2 separate regions of the Homo sapiens genome follow, and region 1 is linked to region 2. Evidence: read pairs that join two places in POLR2A ChIA-PET (ENCODE). Cell type or tissue: PC-3. All regions are shown on one strand. Links, peaks and the distances in the headings refer to the core of each region. The heading gives the core; the rest is flanking DNA.

What was found. ChIA-PET counts read pairs that join two places held together with the same protein. Peaks named below come from ENCODE experiments on the same cell type or tissue, not always from the same donor. Only the 100,000 strongest peaks of a DNase experiment are listed, where the experiment ranks them.
Region 1: POLR2A ChIA-PET joins it to region 2 with 12 read pairs; 5 of 35 experiments call an interaction of 5 or more read pairs at or near these places.

What each region holds. Positions count from the first base shown.
Region 1 is chr2:206,649,349-206,665,710 of GRCh38, reverse strand. It overlaps DYTN (dystrotelin), which reads left to right. Exons shown (of 12, transcript NM_001093730.1): 11 at 2,316-2,808; 12 at 13,790-14,090. The coding sequence ends at 13,893. FAM237A (family with sequence similarity 237 member A) reads right to left here. Exons shown (of 3, transcript NM_001102659.3): 3 at 16,346-16,362. Among named protein-coding and RNA genes, the nearest start is that of FAM237A, 15 kb to the right of the region's middle. In PC-3, for the core only: no CTCF peak of the experiment used is centred there; a DNase peak (open chromatin) is centred at 8,410; H3K27me3 peaks cover 233 bases.
Region 2 is chr2:206,591,687-206,608,048 of GRCh38, reverse strand. It overlaps ADAM23 (ADAM metallopeptidase domain 23), which reads right to left. Exons shown (of 26, transcript NM_003812.4): 22 at 15,313-15,432; 23 at 13,144-13,312; 24 at 11,887-11,998. Among named protein-coding and RNA genes, the nearest start is that of FAM237A, 43 kb to the left of the region's middle. In PC-3, for the core only: no CTCF peak of the experiment used is centred there; no DNase peak of the experiment used is centred there.

The sequences.
Region 1 (16,362 bases), core at 4,515-12,514, 58 kb before region 2:
TATCCCTCCATGAAGGCAGTGCCATTGAAAAACAACAGGATCTGTAATATTTACAAACAATAGACTTTGGGGCAAAGTGATTCTTTATAGCGTCGGTTTTTTAACCTTTTGATCTCAGGATCCCTGTACATTCTTAAAAATATTTGAGAACCCCGAGGGGAATTTGGTTCTGTGGTTATATCTTTTTGCATCAATATCTGTTGTTATAGATATAACCACAGAAACAAAATGAAAATGAATGAATGAAAATTAAATTAATAATAAAATAAAATTAAATAAATAATAAAATTACTGAAAATTAAAACTGAGTTGTTAAATAAATTAAATAAGTAATAAAATTAATGCAAATTAAAACTGAGAAGTTAAAATGTATTCACTAACTAAAACATAAAAATAATAAACCCATTAAATATACAGATAACATTTTTAAACAATATGTTTTTCTAAAAACCTTAGAAGAGTGGCATTGCTCTATATTTTCCACAAATCTCTTTAAATACCTGGCTTAATAAAAGACAGCTGAATTTTTGTAACCACTTCAGCAATCAATCTGCTGCAATGTGTTTCGGTTGAAGTATCTGAAGAAATCAGGCCTCACACAGATTTGCAGGTGAAAAAGAGAGAAGTATATTAATAGCCTTTCAGATACCGAGGCATACTTCTCTTTAATACTACACCAAAACATGATACATGACAGCTTCTTAAAGGAGACTTTAATCTGAAACCATATTTATGTCACGCTGTTTCATTAAAATCCAGTGTTCTTACATGGTCTTTAAGTGGGTCTCTTAGCCACGCATGATTGTGTAACATTATACATTGGTCATTTGGAAAATATTGGTTCACTGAGCTATACTGAATGTCCTAATGCTCATCCATTTTATGATACTGGGTGAAAAAAATTCACGTTCATTAATGTCACTGCCAATGTAATTACAAAATTGCCTAAGAATTGGAAAGCTATCAAGCTCATAGTGGTAGGATGCAAGTTTTCCAAAATTCTAAGTTTTGACTGAAAGCCTGTTTTTTATGTATGTAAATATACATTTTAGACAGGGTCTTGCTCTGTCATCCAGGCTGGAGTACAGTGGCAGGATCATAACTCACTGCAGCCTCGAACTCCTGGGGCTCAAGCAATCCTCCCGCCTCAACCTCGTGGCTAGCTAGGATCTCAGGCTCATGCCAGCACACCCAGCTAATTTTTATTTTTATTTTTTGTAGGGAGGGGGTCTCACTATGTTGTCCAGACTGGTCTTGAACTCCTGGCCTCAAGCAATCCTCCCACCTCTACCTCCCGAAGTGCTGGGATTACAGACATGAGCCACTGCGCCCGGCCTTAACTGTTATAACTGACAGCAAATACTGTTAATTGTTCTCCTTGCAGTGACATTCTCGCTTTGTTCATTTTTGAGAAACTGTTTGACAAATACCCAAGTCTGAATAACCATAGTCTGTCAGTCTTTCTTTGACACAAGAGGCAACCCTTTCATATTTCAGTACACATCAGAAGTGTCTTATGCACACTTCCCACTTCATCACACATAATATTTAAAAGACATGTGTTCATATTTTTAAAACTAAGAACTATTTCTATTCCATCAAAGGTGTTCTTAAGCAGAACTGGCTTTTTTTTTTTTCCACTGCTAGTGTATGAGGGTGAAGAATACCCTGATTATTAGCACTGTTTGGTGATGCTGCCTTGATTCACACTAAAGCACCAACAGCTTTACTTATTGATTTTGCATCATCAGTGCACATGTCAATACAATAAACAAATAACATCTAAGTATCCTTATGAACATAATTTTGACATCACAAACCCTAGAAGGGTCTTGGGGATCTCCTAGGGTCTGTGGGCCACACAATGAGAACTGTGCTTCAAGCGGAGCACATCCCTGGATTTTCTCCCTGTGGCTTACTGTGAAACCCTTCACAACACACCTACCAGAAAGACTATTATAAAATGCTTTATTGTGATAATTTTTATCTGTCAATTCAACATATGCTTATGTTTTCAGAAATTCCTTATGGTATTTTTAGAACTTGGGCTTTTTAGAACCCAGAATTTTCCTAAATTTCTTGTAATTATTCCCTCTGTTATTTTAGAATCTGAGCTGTTCCAGCTCTTGTAGAGAGTTTTAGGTTGACATAGAATTAGCAGAATAAATTAAAATTAATAGTAATGATAATATATTTACAGAGGAGAAAGAAAAGTCTTGCATTAGAATGTTCTGTTGGAATGTTGAAATGTAATGCATTTATGAAAAAGTAAGATAAACATTAATTTCTTCATAAATAAAGTTTTGTTTCCCCAGGCAAGGTTGCAGCCACCCGGTCCTTCATCTTCTTCCTTTCAAAATGTGGGGAACAAGGTTGACCATTCTTCAACTGAAAAGGTTCCAAAGGGAGGGGATTATTTGCAGATCAAGAATGCCACTGAAGATGCTTCAACAGGGGAACCTCTTCCTAAGCTTGATGAGGTTGACAGAAGTCACAGAAGTCACACAAATGCAGAGCATGCTCTGCGAAATCCAGAATCACCAGAGACCACTTTGCACAGCACCAGGGCACAAAGCCAAACACAAAAGATGCCACAGAAAGTCATTAGTGCCCTACCCAGTTATCAGGAGGGACTGAAGCAGGACATCCCCAAAATGGTTCCTGCTGAAATGAGCAGTCCTGCTCTGGCAGCCGTGGAAAAGAAAGAGGCAGGTAACATCAAGGAGAGAAAGGATGAGCTGGAGGAAGAGGAACTGCAAGAACTATTGTCAAAACTTATGGATGCCTTCAATCTAGAAACGCCATCAGGTAAGGTTTTCACAATCCATAGACATCGTGATGGCCAAGGATTCAAGCTGCCTTTTTAAAAACTTGATTTTATAACAGCCCAACAGCTCCAGTTCATCTAGTATGTAGCAGTGCTCTGAATCTATTGGTTATCAGTAGCATCTCTGAACTTGATTTTTAGGATTACCTAATTCACAGGTCTGTTGTGAGTATTAAAGGTGATAAACCATGTAAGACTTTAGTATAGAACCTGGCATATAGTGAGCATTCAGTAAATGCTTTATTATTTTGTTATTGCAAAATATTGTTATTATTATCAGTATCCCTAAATCATATATAACTGGGCAGCCTATGTCACCATTTAAAAATGGTGATAATATTGTAACTCTCTTTCTAGAAGAGAATTGATTGCAGTTTCTATGTTATAAGTAGTATTATCATTATTATCTTCTGCATAAGCTATGATTCATTGCTAAATTCTGAAGGCTTTAGATAAGATCCTTCTTTACTGTAGTTACTGCTTCTGTTTTGGAGTGCCATTGTCTTATTTCTCATTAGGGTATTTTGTTATCTTTACATATGTAGAGAGAGATCCTTCTCAGTTTACAATGGGGTTACATCTGATAAATGCAATGTAAGTTGAAAATATTGTTAGGTAGAAAATGCATTCAGTATACCTAACCTACCAAACATTATAGCTTAACCGACCTACCTTAAATGTGCTCAGAACACTTACATTAGCCTATAATTGGGCAAAATCATCAAACACAAAGCCTACTTTATAATAAAGTGTTGAATATATCATGTAAGTCATTAAATATAATACACTGTGGAGTAGACTACTGATCATTTACCCTTGTGATTATGTGGCTGACTGGGAGCTGTGGCTCACTGCTGCTGCCCTACTTCACAAGATACCACATATTGCTAGCCTGGGAAATGAACAAAATTCAAAATTTGAAGTATTATTTCCTACTAAACACATATCACTTTTGCACCATCATAAAATTTAAAAAATAGTAAGTCAATCCATCATAAGTCAGGAACTATTTATAGACACACATACACAGTTGATTCTTGAACAATGCAGGGATTAGGGGTGCTGGCCCCCTGCACAGTTGAAAATTCGCATGTAACTTTACTCCCCAAAACTTTATTAATAGCCTACTGTTGACTGGAAGCCTTACCAATGAACATAAACGGTTGATTAACACACACTTTGCATGTCATATGTATTATATACTGCTATAATAAAGCTCGAAAAAAGAAAATGTTTTCAAAATCATAGAAAGATAAATATATTTAAGTGGAAGTGGATCTTTATAAAGGTCTTCATCCTCATTATTTTCATGTTGAGTAGGCTGAGGAGAAGAAGAGGGAGGAGGAGGGGTTGGTCTTGCCGTCCCAGGAGTATCAGAGGCAGAAGAAAATTCACATATAAGTGGACTTGAACCCATACAGTTCAAACCTGTATTGTTCAAGGGTCAACTATATATAAATTTCTTTCTAAGAAAGCTTAAGTTGTCTTATGTTGGAGTGATCATCTACAGACTTGTGATAAAATGAAGGATAAAATACTCATGTGTTTTTGCATCAGAGGAGGCCTTCTCAAAATATTTCTGAGTTGGCGTATTAGTTTGCTGGGGCTGCTATAACACAGTAACACAGATTCAGTGGCTTAAACGAAGAACCAAAATATATTTTCTCACAGTCCTGGAGGCCAGAAGTCCAAGATCAGGGTGTCAGCAGTGTTGGTTTCTTCTGAGACTTCTCTCCTGGGCTTGCAAATGGCTGTCTTCCCTCATGCCTTTATATGGCCTTCCTTCTATGTATGTCTATGTCTATGTCCAAATTTTTTCTTTTTATAAGGACACCAGTTATATTGGATTAGGGCTCATCCTAGCGACCTCATTTTAACTTAATTATCTCTTTAAAGACCCTGTCTCCAAATACAGTCACATTCTGAGGCACTAGGGGTTAGTCAGGCCTTCAATATATAAATTTGGGGTAGGAGGGGGGCACATTTCAGCCCATAAGTGTTGGAGGGCTATAAACCGAGTACATAATAATGTCAGCTTTGCATAGAACTTGGTAGAACCAAGTCAATAAACTAATTATTCGGCGATTCTAAAATACTCTACAGTAAATTGAGTTGGAGTTATAATCTTTGTATTAACAAAAACAAGTTCAGAAAGATGCCAGAAGTATGCTCAAAAGGCAAGGGATGGGAACTGCTTGTGCTGATTCTTAAGCTGACGCAAAATTCCACCCACTGCATTTCCATCTAAACATTTTTGGGGTCATGATGAGTATTCAAAGCGAAGTCAATATCCACTTGACCTTTTTAGGAAAATTTCACCAAAAGTTTGGACTTTATAGAAAAGTTTTTTAGTCTTTAGCGTATTCATGTTGTTTTTATTTTTTATTTTTGTTTCTCTAAATGAGCTGGAGAAAGCTGATAATTTCTAAAATATTGTGTTGGGTCAGCCCTCACAGATGTAGTAGCTTTATTGCACATTTTAGATTGTTTGTAGGCTAGGTCTACTACACATATTTGGAAGGCAGTATCCCAATACTTGTGCAGTTTAATACTTAAAGCTAAAAGATTCATTCATAGTTCAAGGGACCTTATCAAGATATAAATATACATGCATCACTATATCATTAAAAGGAAAATTATAAAAAGGTGAAGTATACTTCTAAATTCAGTTGATGCAATAATGTATAAATATACAATTAGCATTATCAAATCTTGTAGAAAATATTTTTAAAAGTCTCAAAATATTTACTTAATGCTTTCACTCACAATCTCAATAGAACCATTGAGAAGTTTCTGCAGGAAGTATGCCTTATTATATAAATGTGCTTATGATATGAGCAGAATGGTACACATCTTTTTTTCTTTGCAAGAAAAAAAGTACACATCTTTATACTTTGCAAGTATAGAAAACATAAAATTTCTTGAATAGTAATACAACAAATACTAATTGTTGAGATTTAAAATTTCACTTTCCCTTCTTTTATATTAGTCTTATTTCCTTAAGGCATTTAAACATGAGAAACTATATTAATCTTCATGGCTACCGTTTTGCATTATATATCACTCCTCACCCAATTATTTCTAATTATGTTTATATCGTTATTCAATTTGATATTGAATATGATCCTATTTTCAAACTTCACTTAGCCATTGGCAATTTGGATTACTAAAATACGCTTTATAATTTAAACATAATCTATGCATACTTACTAAAAGTATACCAAACTTAATCAGAGCCAGAACTATGATAACCACATGGATGAAGATGTGGAAAGTGAAACAAGCAAAATCAAAGTATTTTCGTTTGCCTCTATCTCTATCATGGATGCATCAGATAATAGCAAGAAGTTTCTAATCACCCTACCGATCCAGTTTTTTTTTTTTTTTTTTTTTTTTTTTGAGAATTGTTGGGCCCGGCGTGGTGGCTCATGCCTGTAATCCCAGCACTTTGGGAGACCGAGGCGGGCAGATCACGAGGTCAGGAGATCGATACCATCCTGGCTAACACGGTGAAACCCCGTTTCTACTAAAAAATACAAAAAAAATTAGCCGGGCGTGGTGGCTGGAGCCTGTAGTCCCAGCTACTCGGGAGCCTGAGGCAGGAGAATGGCTTGAACCCAGGAGGCGGAGCTTGCAGTGAGCTGAGATCGCGCCCGTGCACTCCAACCTGGGCGACAGGGTGAGACTCCGTCTCAAAAAAAAAAAAAAAAAAAAAAAAAGAGACTGTGAGAACTTAACGGAAAAGAGAAAACTGTGTAGAAGTTCCACAAACCTCTTTAAATTCCAAACTTGGATTGAAAATCAGTAGTGAATAATTTGCATAAAAATTGCAGTAAAAAATAAATTTGGAAAAGTGTCAGCTGTTCCTTGCCTCTGCTGTGGCAAAAAAAAAAAAAAAAGTCCTCTTGTTTTACTGTATTATTCAACTATTTTTTTCCATTTGATAGTAAAATTTCTTGCATATGTCTACTAAGTTATTTTTCTAGCTTCTTTTTCCATCCTTTTTAACTATTCATTTGCCACTATAGGTTTCACTGATGAGAAGTCAAGACAGAGGAGTAGAGTGATGATATTAGGAGGGCATGGTTTGAGAACAAAGATGGTATCTTGGACTAGCATGAAAACACTTATCATAGCTTTTCCAAAAGGCTCAATGCAAAGCAAACAGGAAAATAAAACCCATATCCCAGCTTCTCACTTTGCAGGGGGAAACAATTGGACCATTCATCCAACTTTCTAACTCTTCTGGGGGCTGTCCAAGGGACTGGGCTTCTGTCTAACCTGTCTCAAATTACTGACAAAACCCATCATATTCTAGATGCCTGAGAGATGCTTAAAAACAAAAGGCAGCTGGGACTAGTATGAACGTTTGAACAGCCCCCGAGAATCTCTGACCAGGCTGATTGCTAAGGGTCTTCTGTATGAGGCCAGTCTTGAAGACTAAGAGAGATAGTTATTTTTTCTATTGCACAGATACTAAAATAAAGAGTAAAGAAGAAGAAGTAATAGAGAAACATAGTCCAACAAAGAAGTAAGAGCTCCAAAATGGACCCTTATGAAATAGTAATATTTGAATTACCTGACAGAGAATTGAAAATAACCATCATAAAAATGCTCAGTGAGCCAGGAGAACAATACATGAACGAAATGAGAATTTCAACAAAGAGATAGAGAAATTTTTAAAAGAACCAAACAATAGTCTTGGAGCTGAAGAATGTAATAATTGAACTAAAAATTTCAATAGAAGTGTTCAACAGCAGACTAGATCAAGCAGAAAAATCAGCAAACCCAAAGACAGATCATTTGAAATTATCTGACAAGAAGGGAAAAAAGAAGAAAGAGTGATGAACGTTTAAGGGACGCATGGGATGCTATTAAGCTGACCAATATTTGTAATATGGGAGTTGTAGAAGCAGAGGAGAAAGAAAGGGTCAGAAAGCTTATTCAAATAAACAAGGGCAAAAATTTCTCAAATTTGGGAAAGAAAATGGACGTCCAGATCCAAGAATCCTAACAGACCCTGAGTTAGATGAACTGAAAGACTTCAACACTGAGACACATTATAACCAAATTGTCAAAAGTCAAACACAAAAGAGAATTTTGAAAGCAGCAAGAGAAAAGTGACTTATCATGTAGAAAGAAACCCTTATAAGATTATAACAGTTTTTGCATCAGAAATCTCACAGAAATGGGATAATATATTCAAAGTGCTGAAAGAAGAAATAAACTATCAATCAAAAATACTATATCCAACAACTCATTAGTAAAGGTAAATATATACAGGCAAATACAAAATACTATAAAATGAAAATAGTGGTATTTAAATAATTTTAATTTTAATATGAAAGTTAAAAGACTCAAGTATTAAAAACAACATTAAAATATGTTAATGAATATACAATACAAAAATAAGTAAATTGTGATGTCAGTAACAAAATGTGGGCTGGATGTGGTGGCTCACATCTGTAATCCCAGCACTTTGAGAGGCTGAGTCAGGGAACTGATTGAAGCTAGTAGTTTCAACAAGCAGTTACTAGCTTGAAGCTGGTAGTATGCCTGAGCAACATAGTGAGACCACATCTTTACCAAAAAATTTTTGTAAAGATGTGTGGTGTGGTGACGCATGCCTATAGTCATATCTACTCAGGAAGCTGAGGAGGGAGGGTCACTTGAGCCTTGGTGTTTGAGGTTACAGTGAGCTAATCACACCACTGCACTCCATTCTGGGCAAGACAACAAGATCCCATCTCTAAAATGAAAACAACAATGAAACAATGAACAAAATAAAAATAAACAAACCAAAAAGAAAAGTGTATGGGGATGGCTGGGCGAGATGGCTCACGACTATAATCCCAGCACTTTGGGAAGCCGAGGTGGGCGGATCACCTGAGATTGGGAGTTCAAGACCAGCCTGACCAACATGTAGAAACCCCATCTCTACTAAAACTACAAAATTAGCCGGACGTGGTGGCATGCACCTTTAATCCCAGTTACTTAGGAGGCTGAGGCAGGAGAATCACTTGAACCCGGGAGGCAGAGGTTGCGGTGAACCAAGATCATGCCATTGCACTCCAGCCTGGGCAAAAAGAGTGAAACTCCGTCTCAAAAAAAAAAAAAAAGACTATTTAGAAAAGTGTATGGGAACTAAAAGTGAAAACTTTTTGAATGCAATTGAAGTGAAGTTATTATCAGCCAAAATAGGCTGTTATTACTATAAGATTTTTATATAAGCCTCATAGTAAGTGCAAATATAATAGCTGTCAAAGATGCACAAAAGAAAAAAACGAAATAATATTTTTTTAAAAAGACAGCAAACTAGAAGAAGAGGGGCAATACAACTAAAAGACAGACAGAAAACAACTCTCAAAATGGCAAAATTGTCCTCCCCTATCAATAATTATTAAATATAAATGGATTAAAGCCTCCAATCAAAAGATATACATACAGTTGCTGAATGGATTGAAGAAAAAGACCCAACTATATGCTGTCTACAAAAGACTCACTTCAGATTTAAGGACACAAAGGCTGAAAATGAAGGTATGGAAAAAGATATTTTATGTTAATGGTATTCAAAAATAGCAGGGGTGGCTATAGTTATATGAGACAAAATAGACTTTAAGTCAAAAACTCACACAAGTGACAAAGAAGTCATTATAAAATGATAAAAGGGTCAATTTACCCAGAAGATACTATAATTATTATAATATATACACCAAACATCAGAGCACCTAAATATATAAAGCAATTATTGACAAAACTGAAGGGAGAAATAGACAGTGATAGAATAATAGTAGGGGACTTCAATAAACCACTTTCAATAATGATTAGAACCTCCAGACAGAAAATCAATAAGGAAATAGTAGACTTGAAAACAGTAAACCAAATAGGCCTGAGAGACATATAAAGACTATTTCACCCAATAGTGCAGAATATACATTCTTCTCCAGCAAACATGGAACATTTTCTGGGATAGATCATATGTTAATGCACAAAACAAGTCTTAACAAATTTAAGAACATTGAAATCATGCCAAATATCTTTTCCAACCACAGTGAAATAAAACTAGAAATTAATAGCAGAAGGAAAACTAAAAAATGTATAGAGATGTTAAACTACACAACACATTCTTGAACAACCAGTGGGTCAAGGAAGAAATCAATGACCAGGCGTGGTGGCTTATGCCTATAATCCTAGTGCTTTGGGAGGCTGAGGTGGGAGGACCAATTGAGGCCAAGAGTTTGAGACCAGCCTGAGCAACTTGTCAAGACCCTATCTCTACAAAAAAAAAAAAAAAAATTTTTTTTTAATTAGCTGGATGTGTTGGTACGTGCCTGCAGTCCCAGCTACTCAAGAGACTGAAGCAGGAGGATGGCCTGAGCCTGGAAGATCAAGGCTTCGGTGAGCTGTGATTGCACCACTGCACTCCAGCCTGGGTGACAGAGCAAGACCCTATCTCAAAGAAAAAGAAAATTTAGCTGGGCATGGTGACACATGCCTATAATCCTAGCTACTCAAGAGACTGAGACAAGAGAATCATTTGAGCCCAGGAGTTCAAAGTTACAGTGAACTATGATCACATCACTGTGCTCCAGCCTGGGCAACAGAGCAAGACTCTGTCTCAAAAAAAAAAAAAAAATCACACAATCATCACAATAGATATAGGAAAAAAGCATTTTACAGAATTCAATACACTCTCATGAGAAACTCTCAACAAACTAGGAATAGAAAGAAATTATCTCCACATAATAAAGTCCAAATAAGAAAAACCCACAGCTAACATCATATTCCTTTTTCTTAAAGGTGAAAAGCTGAAGTTTTTTTCTTTAAGATCAGGAACAAAGCAAGGATGCTTATTTTCACTACATCTATTCAACATAGTACTGGAAGTCCTAGCCAGAGTAATTAGACAAGAAAAGGAAAGAAGAGGCATCCCAATCAGAAAGGAACAAGTAAAAAGATCTCTATTTGCATATGCCATGATCTTATATGTACGAGAGCATGGTTAAGGGTGGGGAGCAGGAGGTTTATTCCTGTTCCTTTTTTCCCCATCTAGAACCATCACTCAAAAGTATCAAGTAATCAGAAAATAAAACTTCAAATTTAGCAAATTCTAAGGAAATGACCAAGCTCAGGAGAGCACCTTATTTGTATTTCATTTGTTTATAAGGTAATCTCAAATGTTGCCTGGGAGTCCTAGAAGTGTTTACTGGAATAGTAATGGATACAGAGTTGACCCTTGAGCAATGTAAAAGTTAGGGGCACTGACCCTCCATGCTGCCAAAAATCAGCATATAACTTTTGACTCCTCTAAAACTTAACTACCAATAGCCTACTGTTGAACAGAAGCCTTACCAGTAAAATAAACAGTTGATCGACAAATATTTTGTATGTTATTTGTATCATATATTGCATTCTTACAAAAAAGTAAGCTAGAAAAAAGAAAATGTTATTAAGGGAATCATAAGGAAAAGAAAATATATTTACTATTCATTAACTGGAAGTAGATCATCATAAAGATCTTCATCCTCATCATCTTCACGTTGAGTAGGCTGAAAATAAGGAGTCAGAGGAGGGGTTGCTCTTGCTTTCTCAGGTATGGCAGAGGTAGAAGAAAATCCATGAATTAGTTGGCTCACACAGTTCAAATTCATGTTGTCCGAGGATTCACTATATTCATTGCTTCATAGATAGATAGAGATACAGATATACACAGAAGTAATTAATGGGAAAAGATATATTTCCAGCATTTAAGCTCCATGAAGGCAGAAAAAAAGTGTAGTTGGCTCATCATTCAATCGCTAATTCATTCATTCAACAAATATTAATCAAGCATTTGTTGTGTGCCAAGCACTGTGCTTGCACTGGGCATTTATTTTGAAGTGGGGTATGTTTCTATTTTTAAAACATTCTGGCATTGTGTGGAGAGTGACTTAGAGAAAGGCAAGGGGTGAGCAAAGAGACCAGGTAAAAGCCTACTGCAGTCTAGCCAAGAGATGACGGTGTTGCCCTGTATGGATGGTGATGCACTTACTGCAATGGGGAAAGCTGGGAAAACTGTTATGCGGTTGGCAAATCAAGAGTTCTGTTTTGAATGTATTGTGAATTGCCTGAGAGACATCCAAATGAAGACATCACAGAGGCAATCAACATGTACAATCTGGAGCTCAAGGGAAAGGTCTTAGTACAGAGTAGCTATTCAATACATATTGGCTTGCTTAATTAATTATTGTAAATAAGATATGGGCTCAGTATTCCAGTTGCCCAGAAGAGTGAACATAGACTAAAAAACCTAATACTTTTTCATTTCTACATCTATCATTCTTGTAGTCTACTCTCACATCCCTGATTTATTCGAAGACTAGATAGACTTTTAATTACATTTAAGTGAATTATTTTGTCATTGTGATTTTCTCTGGACTGCCAATTTCACAAGTGTTCCATCTAACATCTCATTAGGTCTCTGCCTATGTGCTATATTAATTCAGTCCTTACATTTATTTAGTTCCAAATATATGCCAAGCAACATGCTAGGTGTTAGGTGCATATTTTTGGCTATTTTTAATATTTCAAGAGACTAAAGCTGAAAAAGAAAACAATGAATAACAATAAGAAAAATTACAGTATGTGAGATTGATTATGGCTTTCCTATTTATTTATTGCTATATTTTAAGTTTTTATCACTGTGGCCTGAGAAACGATGTCTTAAAATAAGTTTGCCTCTGGACAAGGTTTGTTAGTCAGACAATAAAATATTATTTAGTCAAGGTCCTCTGGAGCGGTATTGGAGTGATAAGTGGGATAAAAAATGCATGAACCCTCTAGCCTTATGTTCAACAAAAAACAGCACAGATGGACCCACAATATAAATTATGTAGCTATAAAGTAAACAACTAACATAATAAATCTCCCCATGTTTTCATTTCCTGTGATCTTATTTTTATTAATTACACAAATAATGTAATACTGTATGTTTATTGTAAATTAAAATGCAAAGTGCACAGATTTTTTAAAAAATGAATTCATCATCATGCTCTTCACTCTCTCCCACCTGTTTTTCAGAGATAACCACTATTAACAGCTTAGTGAGTTTCCTTCAAACCATTTTCTATGCACATATGTATGTCTTTACTTTTTCAACATAAGTTAGATCATACTATGCTTTTGCTTTCTTCACTTGTTCAATATCTTAGACATTGAGCAATGTCATTTTTAAAATGCTGCATAATATCTCAGGGTACAAATGCACTATAATTTATTTATTGGTATATAATTAAGTTGCTTCCAATTTTTATCACAAAAATACTTTGGTGTGTATCCTTATAATATATATCTTTATGCACAAATGTAAATATGTTTATAAGATCAATTCCTAAAAACAGAACTCTTTAAGTTAAAGATTATGCATATCAAAATTTTAGTTGATACCTGCCAAATTGTAGATCTTTCTATACCACAATTCCTATTATGACAGATCATAGGGGACACTCAAACCATTAATCAGGTAACTATAGAGCACTGGTTCTCAAAAATGTGGTGTCTGGACTAGCCGCATCAGTATCACCTGGGAACTTAACAATAAATATAAATGCTCAGGCTCCGTCCCACCTGAACAGAATCTGAACTCTGTAGGTGTGGTCCAGAAATCTGTTTTCACAATCTCCAGGTGATTTTTATATACAACAGAATTTTGGAGCCACTGCTCAATAGTGGGCTTTCTGGCTACTCCGATTTGTGCAAGGAGCCGTGGGAAAGTGCTTCTTAAGAACCTATGCCTGACTGAATTCGTAGTAATGATCGTGGTAAATAATAGCCATCTTATTTGCTGGCTAACTTAAGGACATTGTCCTTGAGAACTGAAGAAAAATGGATTCTGTTTCTTCTCCATGTGAGAGCTTTATCAATATCTTCATGAGAAGCTACCGGTATGTTTCTCTAAATGACTCTCTTGTTTGTTGATTTCAGGCCCGGAGTCTTCAGTAAACATGGACCTGTACAGTGGAGCTCAGCGAGTGTGCAGGGCCTTCTCTGCCCTTGTTGATCAAATTGCCTTGCCCAATTTGAAGTGAAATGGAGTCCAGGCTCAAAGGCCTCTTGGTGTGATGACAAAATGCAGTTGCACAACTGTATTAAAAGAATTAAGACTTCTACCTTTCTTTTAATAGTTTAGTGTGAACTATGAAGAAAACAGGTTTTGTTTTTTGATCTCCCTCCCTACTTATGTATCTTAGTTCTGCAGTTCAGAGTGAAGGTTGGGGGTTAGCAGGGCGAGTAGAGGATGAAGAAGGAAGGAAGATATGGCAGAGTCAGATCTCTGCATGAAGGGCCATCCTTATTGTGAATACCTCCGGAGTAACATTCAAGTGTGTGACCTACATAGATGCATGCAACTGTCTTCCTCAAGTATCATGTAAATTACTGAATTGATGGCCTAATTTTCTATCTTGATGCTTCTGCTGGAGAATAGGCTTAGCAAAGAACTAACTACATACATACACACACACACACACACACAATTGAGTGCATGTAAAACTGGTAACATCTGAATAAATTTGGATTATACCACTGTCAGTTTCCTAGTTGTAATATTGTACCATAGTTATGCAAGATGTTCCCATTGGGGAAACTAGATGAAGGGCATACAGACGTCTCTGTATTATTTCTTATAACTGTATATGAATCAAGTATCTCAAAATAAAAAATTTAATATATGAATGTTTGTCGCTAAAATCTCCACATCCAACAAGTTTCACTAAAGCATCAGTGTGCCTCCTTTCTCTGTTATGTTGGATTAGGTTATAGATGCTTAACTTACTAATGCCCAAAGTAATAGCTAACCTTTTTTGACTGTTAGAGCACTTAGTTTTTAAGCACTTTCTATGTGCTGACTCATTTAATCCTCACAAGAAACCTAGGTAGTACGTTTCTCATTTTATGAGGAAACTGAGGCACAAAGAGGTTTAGTAACTTGTCCAAAGTTGATTTGGCCACTTCTTGATGAAGCTGGGATTTGAACTCAGCTTCTGAGCCTATACTGTAACTACTACTCTGTACTTCCTTTCAATAAACATTGTGGTGATTTCAATGTTTTTGTCTATTATCTTGAGATGCAGGCCATGTTACATTCAGAAAGGCTGTGGATTTTTATATGATCTGTAATTCCTAGAACTGTTTACAGAGTGAAATAATGTCTCATTGGATGGGATTAGGACTAGGTTATCCCTGTTCCGTCTCATCCTAATAGTTTTTAATCTGCTTTTCAGCCTATCATAAACTGTTGGTTTTAGTTTTGTTGCTTAGCATAGTTACTCTTCTTTTCACTTCATCCCAGTTTGTTCCTTACACTTTTGGTAAGCTTCATCAGCAAGCTGCAGTCCCTGGGCCAAATTCGGCTTGCTCCCTGTTTTGAACAGGCTATGAGCTAAGTGTGGTTATTATATCTTTTTAAAAAATTGAAAAAGTCCAAAGAAAAATATTCTGTGGCACCTGAAAAGTGTATGGACTCTGATTTCAGTGTCCATAAACAGAGTTTTATTGGAACACAACCATATTCACTCAGTTATGTATTGTGATAACTGCTTTTGTTCCGCCGAGGCCGAATTGATTAGTTACAGCAGAGACTGGATGGCCCAGAAAGCCTATAATATTTACTATCAGACTCTACAGAAAAAGATTGCCAATCCCCGTTGTGGAGTACCAAGGTGAGGGAAGAACAAAGGGCAGGCTCTTCTGCAAGCTCATTCTCCAAGTGTAGTTTCTCTTTGATGATTTATAAGAGATAGTGAATTTACGTGATAGTTTTGAAGAATATGATGAAAAACGTTAGAAAAAGCACCATCAATGCAAAATCATGAGCCTGTATGTTGAAAAAGTAGTCAAAGGGTGGCAACTTTTTAATAAAATACTAATTTTCCCAAGGAGCCAAAAGCTGAGGCTGGGCCTTCTCCCCCACCTCTTTCCCCAAGCTTCCTTTTCTTGTTGTGAAGACTCAACTAATCCTCAAATGAAACTGTTTTCTGATAATAACCCTTTAGATGCAATTTCTAGTTTAAGGAGGGCCCTAATCCTTCAATGAAAAGATTTACTGAGGCTTCCTTTGGACCTGAAAAAAGCAAGGGAATTGCTAACATATCTGAAATTCAAACTGGCTGTCAATCCTACATATTGGTTATAATAGAATGATTGGAGAGTTGGGAATAATTAGAGATAAAAATAGCATTGTGTCTCTAACTCAAATACATTTGCTAATTGGACTTCTCTGCTATAAACCTTGTTCGGGCCTGGTCATTTTTCAGGAAAATAATTATTTATGGGTTCTTCTCTTATAATGCTGTTCGCTTTATTTTGTTTTTCAATGCAAAGTGTAACCACTTATAGAGTTATAATATTTAATCAAATAACAAATATGCTTATTGGGAAATAATTTGTACCTATTTACACTTAAACATTATTTTATTAGAGTTTGGATGTCATTAGTGATAACATTAAATATTGAAATAAAGAGACTCCAATAACATTACCTGGGGTCCAGAGCTTTT
Region 2 (16,362 bases), core at 4,909-12,908:
AATTTCAAAACAAATATTAAAAAAATATATAACCATGTACATACTCTATGCTTTGGATATGATTTGCACTTCGTCCGCTTCAGAAAACAGGCTAGGATTAGAATCAACACATAATTCATGAAAAATGATTCCTGACTTATAAACTAAGGAGAAATTAAAAAAAAAACTGTCCATGGAATTCTTAGTGACTGAATGAACATTACTCTATCAATTAAACTAAGAAATGTTGAGACAATCTATATTGTACTACATTATTTTTTAAAAAACTATATTTCTTGAGCAATTATGCTAAAACTTGGAATTTGATGGGGAAAAAAATCAGTAAGCTAAGAGAAAACTAGTGCTCATAAACCAGGAATAATAACAAATCTATCTTTAGAAAAAATATACATACACTTACACAGACTTACCTGTCACAATTAGAAATAGTCACAAACGAACAAAACTGGAAATGATTGATGAAAACAAATGCTGATAACAAGGACTATGTTTTACAAGAAAGGCCTCTTTGATTTTTACCTATCTCTAAGACTTCAAGGAAGGATTATTAAAATTCATCCTTTCAATTAGTACATTTAAGGACACCAAAGTTACAGCCAATGTATAATGTTAAAAAATGCATTTGGGATGATTTTCAGAAAACTACCATTTGTCAAGGAGGAATTTCACATAAATGCATGCATGGAGCTGGCCCTGAAAAAGGAATGTTTCTTCTGTATACAATCCAGTCAACAGATCCAAGGGGAAATTTTACAGGACAAAGTTTTTGTCTCTAAATATTTTTATCCCTGTTATGGTCTTTGTTTTCTAATACACAAGGAGAAACAAAATCTCTTTTCTAGTATTTCTAGCTTCCCCTGTGCTAACCAGCTTCACAGTCCATAGAGATGAGATGTGAGTTGGAAGATCTAAGTCTGGTCAAAGTCCTTGAATCCAGGAGAAAGAAGGCTCATGTCATCTTCAACACAAGGTGTGAACTATGAACCTGCTTCCCTCTTAATGCTATTTTGGTCCCCGGGTCTCCCAATTCCAGTGTGTAAGAGGAGCACCCATTTGTTCTAACTAATGGGACTATAGAAAAACATATCTGATATTCACAATAAGCCCATGATTTGGGATGGGTGAGTCAAAGATATCTAGTGATTCCTGAAGATACTAGTAATTCATTCCTGGGCCACTTTGAAGTGTTACCACCACCACCACAGTAGACAGAAAAGACTGTGTAAAGGGTTATGTCTGCCATTCTTAAATATTCTTTTTCTAATTAGAGAGAGAAGAAAAAAATCATGATAATATTTTAATCTACAGATTAGCAATCTCAGGAAGCAATGTGCCCTGGAGAACTGACAGCTATTCTGAGGATGTGGATCAAGTACAGAGCACCCTAAATCAAAGCATCAGGAGAACTGTATTTCTGTGACAGCTTAATGGGCAAGTGGCACACAATATATTTATTTACACCCTGGCTACTTTTAAGACGAACCCACCAGGTGATTTGCAGCTGTTCACTTATGGTTATACAGGTTTGGATTAAATATTTTTTCATTCTTAATGCTCCTTGCTTCCAAATATTTATGTAGACTTCAATTTTGAATTATTAACCTATTTTATAGGAAAAATAGGAAGGCAGTATGCTAAATATCTTCTTTTTAAAAAATTAAGCTGCAGCCTCCTATATCATTCTAAATAAATGAAGAAAACATTAGTAGCTATCATTTTTATTACCTTTAAAAGGTCCTATAACTGTTGATAATTGCTAGTTATATATGTAAATTTATTTGACTGGCACAGATTAACTTTATTACAAGAATCCTAAGAAAACACACATATAAAAGCATTTTTGCCAATAAATGGTTTAAAAAAAAGTCTGTATTTTAAAATTACTTCTACAAAGTGGAGGAGCAATGGAAGTGTTGGGACTATTGCCTTAATTATGAAGATATCGGAAGCACACCCAGTGTTATGTTATGCCCCACATTGTTCCAGACAGGAGAAGGTTCTACATGACACAAGAAAACCACAGGACACAAGCAACATCCAAGTCACACCACAAGGTGCACTACCACAGGAAACACGGTCAACAGGACGAGACATGGAGTCAGGTACAGGCATCGCCTCACACATCAGGCACCACACAGAAACACTCTGAAACTGGCAAGGATGCTTACTCTATTCCCCACCCTGTGCCTCCAAAAATCACCCCCAGGGCCAGAATGGTGCCGGCCACGGCCCCTATTAGCCTGCTTGTGGCCATATTCACTGTGTGGAGGGAAAATGGAGATTTTTTAACAAAGGAAATTACATACTAATTTCACTAACATACAAAATAATCTATTCAGGACATGCTTTGAAAGTTGGCTAAATATTGAATTTTTTTGCTATAAGATTTGAAATTAAGATCTACATACACATTGAAGATATTTGAGGATAACTGTGAATTTACCTTCAAATTCTGCACACCCTACTTTTAAAAAACATAATTATCTTATACGTACTTATAAATACATAAATAATTCAATTTGTTATAGTTCCTACCAGATGTGAGGTAAAATTAAAAAGTAATTTAAATTGCATAACAGCAAATCTGTATTTTAATTACAAAAGTAATGAACCATTAGTAATTGTTTATAAAATTCTCAAACTGTAAAATATGCCTAAGAAGCTACATCTTTTCAAAATTCAGAATATATCATTCAGTTTTGCAAAGATCCTTACAAATTCAAGACAGAATAGCTTTAAAAGTAAATACATGTTTACCTGGGAAGTTATTGAAAAGCGTATTTCAGATAAGTCTGCAATATTTGGATTTCTGTCATAGTATTTAGACATTTTGTTTTTTGTTTATTAGTAGTCTCAAGTGGATAAACTTATAGAAAGTTAGGGTCTCTGGGAAACCGTATTAATTGCTTCAGACCACCAAGTGGTAGATGACTATCAGAGTGAGAATCTGAATAACTTTATGTCACTGCTTCTCTGTGTACAGCTTTCCAATCCTGGAAAATGGGCCTGGAATGAGTGGAGGTCCCCAAGGTTCCCGCTACAAAGGCAAAATGAAGTTTGGTGTTAAAGTTGGAAGACACATTGTTTGCAGTTGTGTGTCTGTGCCTGTGTGCACACAAGTGTGTGGACATACATACACTTTATTTCATATTTCTATAGGAATCAAAAGGACTGGCTTCAAATTACCTTTCCCATGAAAACAGAGATTAGCTTCAACAAGGCTGCCCTTCACATGTATTGTGTGCTCTGAGACAGTGAAACGAAACAAAGATCCACGACTCAAAGCCACCATTTTTTAAGGCTTACAATTGGGCTCACTGACATTTTTAGCTAAATATTTTCCCAGAGGAAGAGAAAGAATCTTGGATTTCTAACCCTGTTAATTAACTGTATACTGCTTTATCTTATCACAAGATAATAATGTGAGGGAGAAATTCTAGTTTTATCATTGACTAAGCACAACCTGGTTTCTTAAAAAACAAACAAACAAAAAGATGGGGACACAACAGAGAACAGAAAAGTCCCCCGAGAGTGTTGAAGGCTAAGGGAAGAAGACCAACACAGAAGGTGGCAGCAATGTTTCCCCACTATGACAATACATTAGAACTCAAAACCACCTGAACTACTCCGATTTTCAAGTTATGGAGGCAAACACTGGGACTGAAAGGTATTCAAAATATGAAGCCTCATTTTTAAAAAGACCTTAGAAAACCCTTGCTTTCAGAATACTAAATTAACTGATATACATTATTTTATAACTTTTTTTTCTTTTTTCTTTTTTTTGAGATGGAGTCTCGCTCTGTCGCCCAGGCTGGAGTGCAGTGGCATGATCTCAGCTCACTGCAACCTCTGCCTCCCGGGTTCAAGCAATTCTTCTGCCTCACCCTCCCAAGTAGCTGGGACTACAGGTGCGCACCACCACACCCGGCTAATTTTTGTATTTTTAGTTAGAGACAGGGTTTCACCATATTGGCCAGGCTGGTCTCGAACTCCTGACCTCGTGGTCTGCCTGCCTCGGCCTCCCAAAGTGCTGGGATTACAGGCATGAGGCCACCGTGCCTGGTCATAACTTTTTTTTTTTTTTTTTGGCTTAAGTTTCAGGCATTGGTTCTCAGAGCTGCAATACATGACAGTCCTATGACTTCTGCAATTTTTATATAAGCCACATATGCTTAAAAATACAAAAAACCCTCTCCCATAAATTGTGATACTAAATGAGTGTTAATTTTTTAGAAATTGTAAGAACTATATGAAAGATAAATAAAAATAATTTAAAAAGACTTTTGTCTTTGCTATGGATGTAATTTCTCACTGCAGAAACAAGACAAAATCATGTAGGTTTTAGAAATACAACCGGAGGACGAGACATTTCTACAGAGGCTTCAAGTGGGTATTCAAGATGAATAGATATATTCTGTAATCTCCAATGAGAAAGAATAATTTCCTCCACATTATTAGCTGGTAAGTACTCTTAACGCTAAAGCAAGTTAAAAGTGGGAAAAAAAGCTTTTTCAAAAGCATCCCTACCCTCCCTGTTCTCTCTCCCTCCCATTACTTTGAGTGACACAGTATCCTGCAAATACATGTAAAGTGCCATTTGATTCTTTGTCATTGTACTGAACATGGTTGTCTCTTAAAGATGTGAAGATTTTCTTTTTGTCGATTCTGCTTTGCTTTTGTTCTCTTCCTTTAGAGAGTGCTGAACTTTGTTTTGGCAAGTAGGAACTTGTGCATCACCTTGACATAAATTAACTGAGTAGCTCACGGGTGGGTGGATTTTTATAGGGGACATATTTGAAAACAAAGGTTGCAGCTGCTTTTCATAGCTACAAAGAATTTATCATCTCATTGAAAAAAATTCTACTTCTACACTAATTTATCTATTCTGTAATTTATTCATTAATTCATTCATTACCTACTAAATACCTTTTTTTTTGTTCAAGGAACTATGCTGGACACACGATGATATATCTTATTTTCCTTCTCATCCTACCAAACCTGGAGATGGAACGCTTAAAGCTTCTAGCTGACAACACAATCCTTTTATTAGGAACTTAACTTTGCTCCCTAACTCTTTGATACACTTACTTTTCAGTATAATGTGTTTGTGGAATCTGTTTATTACCTAGCAGAATGTTTTCATTTTTGTTTACTTGCTTATTTCCATTACTTGTTGGTTTATTATTATTTTCAGTCTTGGTCCCTGCTACCTAGGTTTACTTGTGCTAAAAGACAGAATTTTTGGTAAGTATAAAATATCAAAAACTATAAATTTTCTCCTTTTCTTAAGATTTTCTATTTTATATGTAGAATTCCTTTATAGACATGTCATGCTTCAGACATTTTGAAAATGTGCTGTTTTGAAATTGAGTGGGTTTTTTTCCTTATTTTTAGAGAGTTTCTCAAATAAGAAGATGCATTATTTCCCCCAAGTGATTCCAAAGGGGGTTAAAATCCTGTATCTTTTGATACTTCACAGGCAGGAGGCATCAAAGTCATCATTTGTATTCCATGGACCAAAGTGCTTTCTTCAGGGATTTATTATTCCACTACCATTCAAGACAAGAAAAGTAAATACTAAATAAACTCTTTATATACTAGTGTATAATATTGGTATGTAGCTCCATATTTCAATACATTATACATACAATCAGATCTCCTTACTGTTTTCCATAAAAGAAAAAAACAAGTTCATTTTTAGATACATGGACAAATGTCTAAAAGGATGCAAAATAAATGATTTCATGTAAGAATATATTTCAGTTTATGCTGTCAATGAAAATAGGGTTTTTCTGAACTGAAACAAAATAAATTCAGTTATTAAAAAATTTTTAAACTTGATATATCCTTGGGTTATTGATAAGGCCATTGTTATTTGAGAAAAATATCCAGGTAGCACATAATTATACATGAGCATAATCATATATGATAAGGATAACTTCTCATATCTAATCATCTAAACTATAAAATCAAAGATTTGTGCACTGACGAAGACAGTCACCAAAAGGATATATTGCAAAAGGTAAATGTAAACACTAAATACTCCTCAAGGTTAATACCTCAGAAAATAAGACTTCAAAACTATTATTTTAAAAATACTAAATGATAATAATATAATACTTCCTTTCTTATCTAATTCCATAAAAAGCATCACTGACAATAATGGATCAGTTAATAAGCTTGATTACTACCTGGTTATTGTTTCACTTTCTGTTTACTATTGTGCTATGAGAACTAGCAGAATAACTTAATATTCAGCTTTTTTTTTTTTTTTTTGAGAAGGGTCTTACTCTCTTGCTCAGGCTGGAGTGCAGTGGTGTGATCTTGGCTCACTGCAACCTCTGCCTCATGGGATTAGGTGATCCTCCCACTTCAGCCTCCCAAGTAGCTGGGACTATGGGCACATGCCACCACAACTGGCTAATTTTTTTATTTTTTTATATAGACGGGGTTTTTCCATGTTGCTCAGGCTGGTCTGGAACTCCTGGGCTCAGGCAATTTGCCCACCTCAGCTTCCTAAAGTGTTGGGATCACAGGCGTGAGCCACTGTGCCTAGCCTCACTATTCAACTTCAAAACAGGAGTATGGAATAACAGAAAAAAGCATTTGGCTCAAGATAAGGTGATTATGTTATATTATTGGCTCTGCCTCTCACTCTTTGTTAACCCTGAAAACTAACTTAGTTTCTTCATTTGTAAAACAAGGGGTCTAGACTGAATTCTTTCTAAGGCCCTTTTCATTTCTGATTTGATGAGTGTGGTTGTGATGAAAAGGTCTGACCAAAGCTTCCCAGGAATATCTGCCCATACATATCACTGAAAACATTACCTATGTCCCAGTTTCTCTTCCTTCTTACAATGGTGATGTAAACTATCAAATGAGAAAAGTTCCACTGTATTCTATAGTAAGCACCTTGAGAATGTGTCTACATACAGACAATAATTGGGGTACTTGATGTGGGTCTCCCTGTAACAGGAGAGAATTCTAGGTCTTTTAAACAGAGTTAAAATACATTCTGTCCTTGTAGAACAAAGCAAAATAATTTTCTATAATGATTTCAGTGGAAACAAGTTGAGAGAAGGACTAGGCTTAAAAAATATAAAAAATTAAAAATAAACTTAAGAAAGGGTTTTTGCATGTGAAATGAACAACGTAGAAAAAATAAATAATGTGACAAAAATCTTTTTTAAAAAATCCTTGCTCACATGGTTTGTGCTTTGAGATCTTATTTCTTGTCTTTCAATAGTTTGGTTTGAGAAGTTGGCGTGAATAATCTAGCATGCCTTAAATTATGGGTCCATAGTGGACAACTGTAGTAAGTACAGGGTGACTACAGTGGCAATGCTTTCAGGTATGCTTTCAGTCCTCACACAGGAGAGGTTGAATTTCCTATTCTTCCAGGAACTTATAGTTAAAATAAAAGAAATACACAAAACACATCAGTTCATTTCTGACATTCTCAAATCAGTGAAGACGGAGTCATAGAATTCGCCTTCATTTTTACTAATTTGGTCTTGATCCAAAGGGCAGTTGGGTACAATTTATCTTTTATGCCCATGTTCATGATTTTTAAAAAGGCCATATTTTCATTATGTTTCTTGAATTTTTTTCTCTATATAATGGAAGCACATTGAAATTAAATAAAACTAAGTATTTTTAATACTCTTACTGCACCTATACAGAAAACCTTCATCTATGGATATGATTGGCCACTGTGGGTGGTGCCCATTATAAATGGCAAGCATTTGGGGAGGGCCCAAACACTGTGCTCAATCAGGCAGGTGCCAACCAAACCAGTTGGATCATGAGAAAAAAGATACAACATGCAGTTTTTGGTTTTTTTTCCTGAGACAGTGTCTCACTCTGTTGCCCAGGTTGGAGTGCAGTGTCGCGATCTCAGCTCACTGCAAGCTCTGCCTCCCAGGTTCACGCCATTCTCCTGCCTCAGCCTCCCGAGTAGCTGGGACTACAGGTGCCTGCCACCACGCCCAACTAATTTTTTTGTATTTTTAGTAGAGACGAGGCTTCACTGTGTTAGCCAGGATGGTCTCGATCTCCTGACCTTGTGATCCGCCCGCCTTGGCCTCCCAAAGTGCTGGGATTACAGGCGTGAGCCACCGTGCCCGGCCACAACATGCATTTTTTGAGAAAAATCTTAGTGTCTCACACACTGCTGAGCCTACAGTAAGTAAAACACTGATTGTTTTAATAACTTGAGTCCATTACCTATTACTCGTCGGCAAGGCAACAAAACAAATGAATATGGATAAACTGAAAAGTGGCACTAGCATGCACCATCTCATTTCCTTTGCATATTTCAAAAGAGAAGAGTGTAATATTTATGGAGTGTCTGTGTGCCAAGCATACGCTATCTTTTAAATAGTAGACAGTCAATAAATATTTGCTAACTGAATAAAACGAAAAGCACATAATTTCTCACTTGGAATCTTCTTTTAACCTGACAATCAAAAACAAAATAATAAAATCTACAACAGAGTTTTAAAATTTTTTAGTTTCTGTTTTACCAGTATATTAATAGATTTTTTAAATAGAGGTTAAAAAGATATAGATAGCTATTACAGATAAAAGCTATTATTTACTTGTACTAAAATTGCTTGAATTTTCTGGAAATGTAAATATTTATAAAAATAACTAGGTCATTTATTTCATTTAATGACATTTTCAATTTAATCAAAATTATTAGAGATTCATAAGGTTTTTAATAATTTTAGAACCAATAGATAACTTTGCAATGACTCCATTGTCTTCATTAAAAATGGAAAAAGAAAAATGCAACAGGAAAGAAGCATACCAGAATGCTTATCTCTTTTTTTTTTTTTTTTTGAGATGGAATCTCGCTCTGTTACCCAGGCTGGAGTACAATGGCACGATCTCGGCTCACTGTAACCTCCACCTCCTGGGTTCAAGCGATTCTCCTACCTCAGCCTCCCCAGTATCTGGTACTACAGGCACGCACCACCATGCCCGGCTAATTTTTGTATTTTTAGTAGAGATGGGTTTTCACCATGTTGGCCAGGCTGGTCTCAAACTCCTGACCCCAGGTGATCCGCCTGCCTGGGCCTCCCAAAGTGCTGGGATAACAGGTGTAAGCCACCGTGCCTGGCCTCTTTTTTGGGGGATGAGTAGGGGGCTCAGTGTCTCACTCTATCACCCAGGCTGGAGTACAGTGGCACGATCTTGGCTCACTGCAACCTCTGTCTCCTGGGTTCAAGCAATTCTCGTGCCTCAGCCTCCCAAGTAGCTGGGATTATAGGCATGTGCCATCGTGTCTGGCTAATTTTTGTATTTTTAGTAGGGATGGGGTTTCACCATGTTGGCCAGGCTGGTCTCGAACTCCTGACCTCAGATGATCCACCTGCCCTCGGCCTCCCAAAGTCTTGGGATTACAGGCGCGAACCACTGAGCCAGGCCCAATAAGGCTTATCTTGAGCACCTCTGAGTTTTAATATTTTCCGTATTTTCAAATTTTTCTACAATAAGTATGTATTACTTGAAGGATCAAAAAAGTTATTTTTTTTTAAAGGTAGTGTGGGATACTACCACATTAAATGGAGAGAGTAAAGCAAAACAAAACAAAAGGCAGCTGTGAGTACTCTTTCTCTAGAATGTGACTTTCTTTACTTAATGCCTCCAAAGATTTTTAGGCATGGGTGGGTGAAGGAACAGGGAATAGATATTACAGAACCAGACAATTAATAACCCCCTACTCTACTTAAAGAAAAAAAGGCAGAGTCTAAGTAAATTTAGCTCTGCTCATCCGTTGAGGCATCTTTATACATCACTTGAGGAAATAGCATCTAGATCTTAAAAAAAAAATCACAGAAACACTGTGGAGAGAAAATTTGGAAAGAATGAACCTTGGCTTCTCTTGTTAGAGCTTAAATCTTCTCTAAATCTAACTTCAGAAGGTGGATCCAAGAATTTTTTGTTCTAGTTTTAAAGTAACAAAAGACTAAGTGTAAAAGTGGAATACGTTCCCTTTTAGAAATAGAAGAAGGAGAACAGAAATAGACTGTGAGGGTGTGATTATGATTCTTACAGAATTTTAATATCATGGGCATATTAAGCAAATGCATAAAATGTGTTTTAACACACCCACTATTACTGAACAATTCACATGCGCCTGAATCAGCCTAAATCTCTTCAGGAATTGAGGACTACAGAGCTTCATCTGCATCTGAAATCATCTTTTCCCATATAAACTATACTGAAGTTCAGAGAGTTTCAATAAACTTTCATCCAAAACTAAGCTGATCTAAATGGTACTAATCCTATATGCATTTTCCTACCTGTCAGAGAAAAGCACGGCAGTTACAAAAAAACTGTTAGCAGTACCATGATAAAGAAGCTGATGTACAACGTCATCCCTGTATATAAAAACTGGTTCTAGTATTTCCTTGGTTTCTTAGGTACAATGTAACAGATGCTGTAGTAGGCCTGTTTGTGACTGATGGGTTTTCTAGATCTTTGAAAATTGTATGAGGGGTTGAGAATCGGGAGAATAATGAAAAATGATTACCATACTCCTGATAACACAGACTACATTATAAGATGATGTAAGAGGCCAGGCGCGGTAGCTCACACCTGTAATCCCAGCCAAGGTGGGTGGATTATGAGGTCATGAGTTCAAGACCAGCCTGGCCAAGATGATGAAACCCCATCTCCACTAAAAATACAAAAATTAGCCAGGCGCAGTGGCAGGTGCCTGTAATCCCAGCTACTCAGGAGGCTGAGGCAGGAGAATCTCTTGAACCCAGGCAGCAGAGGTTACGATGAGCCAAGATCACACCGCTGCACTCCAGCCTGGTCGACAGAGTCGGACTCTGTCTCAAAAAAAAAAAAAAAAAAAGATGATGTAAGAGGGGCGGGTGCAGTGGTTCACACCTATAATCCCAGAACTTTGAGAGGCCAAGGCGGGAGGATCACTTGAGGCCAGGAGTTCAAGACCAGCCTGGACAACATAGTGACACCTTGTCTCTACAAAAAATAAAAAATTAGCCAGGCATGGTGGCAGGATTCTTGGGCCTTGCAGTTTGAGGCTTCAGTGAGCCATGATTGTGCCACTACACTCTTACCTGGGTGACAGAGCAAGATCCTGTCTCAAAAAAAAAAAAAAAAAAAAAAAAAAGATGATATAATGGATGGGAAGAGAACAAGAGTCTGAGATCAGGCACTTAGGACTTAGGTCCTGATCCTGGCCTTGTCTCTCACTACCTGGGTGACTATAGTAAGTGACCTGACCTCAGGGTCTGGGCCTTCTCATCTGCGAAAATAGAGAGTGGTCCTAGGTGGCCCCTGAGTCTCTTTCTAATCCCAAAATTCTAATTTCTCTCCTCTTAATGACTGATTAAAACAAAGGTCCAGATCTCTCACATTTTCTTTGAAGAATGAAAGTTCTATGAAGAATTCCAACTCCTTCCTAGTCAAAAGAATGTTCAAAAAGAGCTTGTAAGGTGACAACTTCCTTCCGGAGAGATTCCAACATTGAAAAGTAACCAGAGCCTCATGTCAGCCAAAAAGATTTGATCTATTAGAAAAATGGCATAGCTTAGACGAACTGCAAAATAATTTGTGACTACAGAAAGAGAATAAGGTTTAAAGAGAAAAAGAATACTGTATTAAAGAAAATGTGTATATTTACTTCTTCCCAATCTCAGTTCTAGACTAAGAAGTAATTCAAACACATTTTAAAAATATGATATATCAGAATCCTTAATTTGGCAGTAACATAAATTATATACTTTAAAGGCAAAAACAGATATTCTTATGTGTCTCCTCTTAAGTCAATTAGAATGTTATACTGGTGCATTGGAACAGTGTCAACGAATTCAGTATTCCATGAATTGAAACCAAAATCACACAAACCCTTGGGTCCTTCATCCTTGGGGGGGTGAAGGTTCCTAACTGGATCCCGGATACTGCAATCTGTCCCTGCCCAGGTGAAATCACAAATGCAGGTGGCTTCATTACTACACACCTGTGAAGAAAAAGGAACAGATATGGCATTTTCACTGTATTTTGTAGAATAATAGTGATAAATGTAAAAGAGACACGGGGGCAGGGAGGAAGCTTTAAAAGCTATTTGGAATTTCTTTTTAAAGTTTCCCATGGTCTTGATCACTAGACACAAGGTAATAATGCATAGATCAAATTGTGTAACATTTTTTCCCATTAATTAAAGAAAAAGAGTAAAAGGAAGAAATTCTTCAATTATTTATCTTATTATTTATTATTATTCTTAAATTGAATTATTCATGTTATTCTTAAATTAAATTGAATCATGATATTACATAAGTATACAAATGTCTGATAAGATACTTTTTTCTACTTTGTTCAGAAGTAACTGTTTCTAGGAACCCACTTTAAAAACATATACACTTACTTCAATAAATTAATAGACAGTGGGCTCAAAAGCACTGCTGGAGATAAAAGGCCAGGAGACATAAATCACCAGTGCCTTGTATGACCTCACCGTTACCACGTCCAACACCAAACTCACTTGGTGGCACTTTCCCTGCCCAACAAGGATTCCCCCCCACCACACCCCCACACCCCTAGTCCTTGGTAACCCTCTTTTCTCAGTCAGCCAAGCTGAGGACCCCAGAGTGATCTCTGTCTCCTCCCTGTTTCTCCAGGGACCCACCAGCATGCTGGAATGGAACTGTAATCTAGAGGAAATAAATAACAATGAGCAAACTAGAGACAGGAGTGTTTAAACCCTTATCTCCCTGAGAAACACATTCAGAGATGATAAAATCAAACAAGGAAGCTTTTTAATCTGAAATATTCTAATACCATGATTGTGATTAACAAGGCTGAATTTGGCCTTTTTTGTTGTTGTTGTTGTTGAGATGGAGTCTCGCTCTGTCGCCAGGCTGGAGTGCAGTGGCTCAATCTCGGCTCACTGCAACCTCTGCCTCCTGGGTTCAAGCGATTCTTCTGCAAAAGCCTCCTGAGTAGCTGGGACTACAGGTGCCCACCACCACGCCCAGCTATTTTTTGCATTTTTAGTAGAGATGGTGTTTCACCATGTTGGCTAGGAGAATGGCTGAAATTAAAGTCCAGTCACTGTGACCATGCCAGACCATGAAGGTTCCAGCTGTCACATTGATACCTACTTACCCCATGGCCCGAACAGACTTTACCCTTGGAATCGAGTGGACAGCTGCTCATATTTAGGGCTTGAATTTGTAGGCACTTCCGATCTAAACACATCATAGACGGGCCACATGGCGTTCCATCTTCTACATAGCCCACATCCGTATCATCATCTAAAACTACATGGGCACCACTAAAACAAGAAAGATACCCATATAACTATTTGCACCACACTTAGAACATCATTCCATGAATGAGGCTTGCTCTTCACAAAACCGAAGAGGCTGTCAGTGGATGTGGATTTCTCCTAGCATTTTCTTACTCCTCTTCTTCTTCCCCTTTCCCTACCTTTCCTTAATAAAAGAGCATGAAAAAGAAACACTCTTTCATTATCATTATTACAGTACACATCAACAAGAAAAATGTCATTTGCACAAAGTATATTCTAAATCTTCACGTGTTTTCAAGACCCAACATTAAGACTAAAGGAGAGAAGTATCTATATGAGAACAAAAGAAGCAAATATATCATTAGCTCTCCAAGGCTTTCAGATGTAGCATGGTAGAAAAAAGCAGACGATGAACAAAAACAGCAAATGAAAAATATTTTGAAAATTATTATTCTTACTTCAGAAGATCTGATTATCCATAATTGAAAAACATAAACAAATCAGTTATTTTCTATTGATATTTACAGACATGCCTAGCTTAATGATGGGGATAATATTCTAAGAATTGTGTCATTAGTCAATTTTGTCTTTGTGCAAATGTCATAGAATGAGCTTACACAAACTTGGATGGTATAGCCTACTATACACCTACACTGCTAGATGGTCTAGTCTATTGCTCCTGGGCTACACTTCTGTATAGCATATTATACTGTACTGCAAACTGTGGGCAATTATAACACAATGGTAAGTACTTGCCTATCTAAACGTATCTAAACATAGAAAAGGGGCAGTATGACTTTTCTATGTTTAGATACGTTCAGATAGGCAAGTACTTACCATTGTGTAAAAAATTTCAGTCAATGACAGACCACATATATGACAGTGGTTTCATAAGATTATTTCATGTGTTTTAGTGCTTACTTCTAAAATTTCAAAGTTAGGTATAATTTGAATTTGAATGATAATGCTATAGTCACTAATAGAATATCTTGCTGAATATTTAACAAATATGCTAGTTTAGTATATACAACAATATAATTTAACAAGGCTATTTTATCTAAAGGCATGAAAACACACATTCAAATAAAGCTTGTATACGTCAAAGTAACTAGCTTTAGAGACTACAAATTTATTCCAGGAGGGATCTTACTAAGACCCTGTTAGAATTGTCTTCAGAGCCATTTAAAAGCAAGAAAAAAAAAAGTAACCATTTGACTGAGACAGCATTAGCCAATTTAGTACCCAATGAATTTACTAAAATTACTTTTGGATAATCCCAAATCTTATATTACCTCACTTAAGGTGAAGATATGGTACTCTAAGGATACTAAAAGTAAAAGTTTGCAGACGCTGAAGGCAATTCTGCAGGGGGAAGCCCAAAAGTGTTTTGAGCAACAACAATACCATTGAGTAAGAGAATAGTATCTTCGAATTATAACTACTTTGAAGGGAACAATACCTATTTGGAATATAATATGACTCCCCGACTAAACAAAAATAAGCCTCATATCTACATGCCTTGTACTCACAGACAACTGGATATCAAATGTTTGCTTATCGGTATACATACTATTTTAATAAATATTTTCTATATATGATTAGGTATTTGTTAAGCCATCTTCCAAACCAGACATACACTTCATAAACTATAGCTTAAATTCTTTTTCTTTTCAGTCACAAAATAAATACACACACAGTGTTCAAAATAGTGGCATACTCTAATGCTTAAAACTTTAATAATGGGTTAGAATGAACACCATAATTCTACTCCTAAAATTATGATGACAAAGAAGGCCATATTACTACTAACTAGTATAATTTTGAGCAAATGTAAGCTGCAAGTCAATATACAACTTTGTTTCTTTTTAAGTGACTGTCAATATGAAAGGTGATAATAAAATCTAAATTAACTTTCCTCTTGTAAAAACTAGAAAAATCTTTGATTTCTGATTTTTTTGAAATTTCATTTTGTGAAATTTGTAATTCTCATGGCTTATTAGGTCTTCTAATATTTAATATGTTACCTGCAGTCAATCACCCGGCCTTGATGGTAGAAGGAAGTTGGAATGATCTCACCCTGAAGTTGACCAATACGTGGAGCTCGAGTAAGATTGGTACAGAGTAAGAATCCACAGAACACATCACTGAACATGTGTAAAGAAAACAAACAGACCAGACAGGAGGAATCAAGCTCAAAAAATCAAAACGATTCGGTCCACATTGATTCAAATTTTTAAAATATTATCTTTCTTTCTAAACAAAAACATTTGATCATATATCATTGGTAGGTGATAACCTCCTCCTTCTTTGCTAAGAGGATCACAGTTTTGTTTGGAACAGCAAAGTGCCCAGCCCTGAAAGGTGGATCATGACTGCTGTCTCATCTATTCTTGGTACTCCCATTCTCGACGCCCACTTTCCTATCCATTCCCCCTTCTCGTCTTCCTAGAGTTAAAAGTGGCCCCTGGGCTGTGAAGATGTGAGGAGAAGCTGGCTAGGGAGTGGCTGGGAGGATTTTGTTTTCTGGATAAAAGGTTAGAGACTGACAGGGAGAAGACCTTTTGCTCCTATCCTTACTTCCTACCTTTGAATGTGTAGCTTTTGTATCCACTTTACAATCATGAGTTCACAAAGCATAAGGACAAAAAATCAACATGCTAAGGGTTACAGGATGGAGGGGCAGAAATTATCTGGGTCTTTGGTGACCTTGTTAAATTCATGCACCATGAGGACCTCTACCTCCAGTCTATCTGTTAAGTAAACAATGACTCCTAAAAAATGGGCAAAGAATTGAAGTGGCACATCACAAAAAAAGGAAATCCATGTCCAACAAATGTACAAAAATGTGCTAGATTCCACTTGTAATCTGGGGAAATGCAAATTAAAACCATGCTAATATAGCAGGTCACACCCACCAGAACAGATAAAAGCAAAAAGTCTGATAATACCAAGTGTTGGTGAAATATGGTACAATAAAATTCTTATATACATAATACTGATGGTAGAATTTACTAGTTCAGCCATTTTAGAAAACAGTCTGACATTATTTGGTAACAATGATAAGATCCCCTATG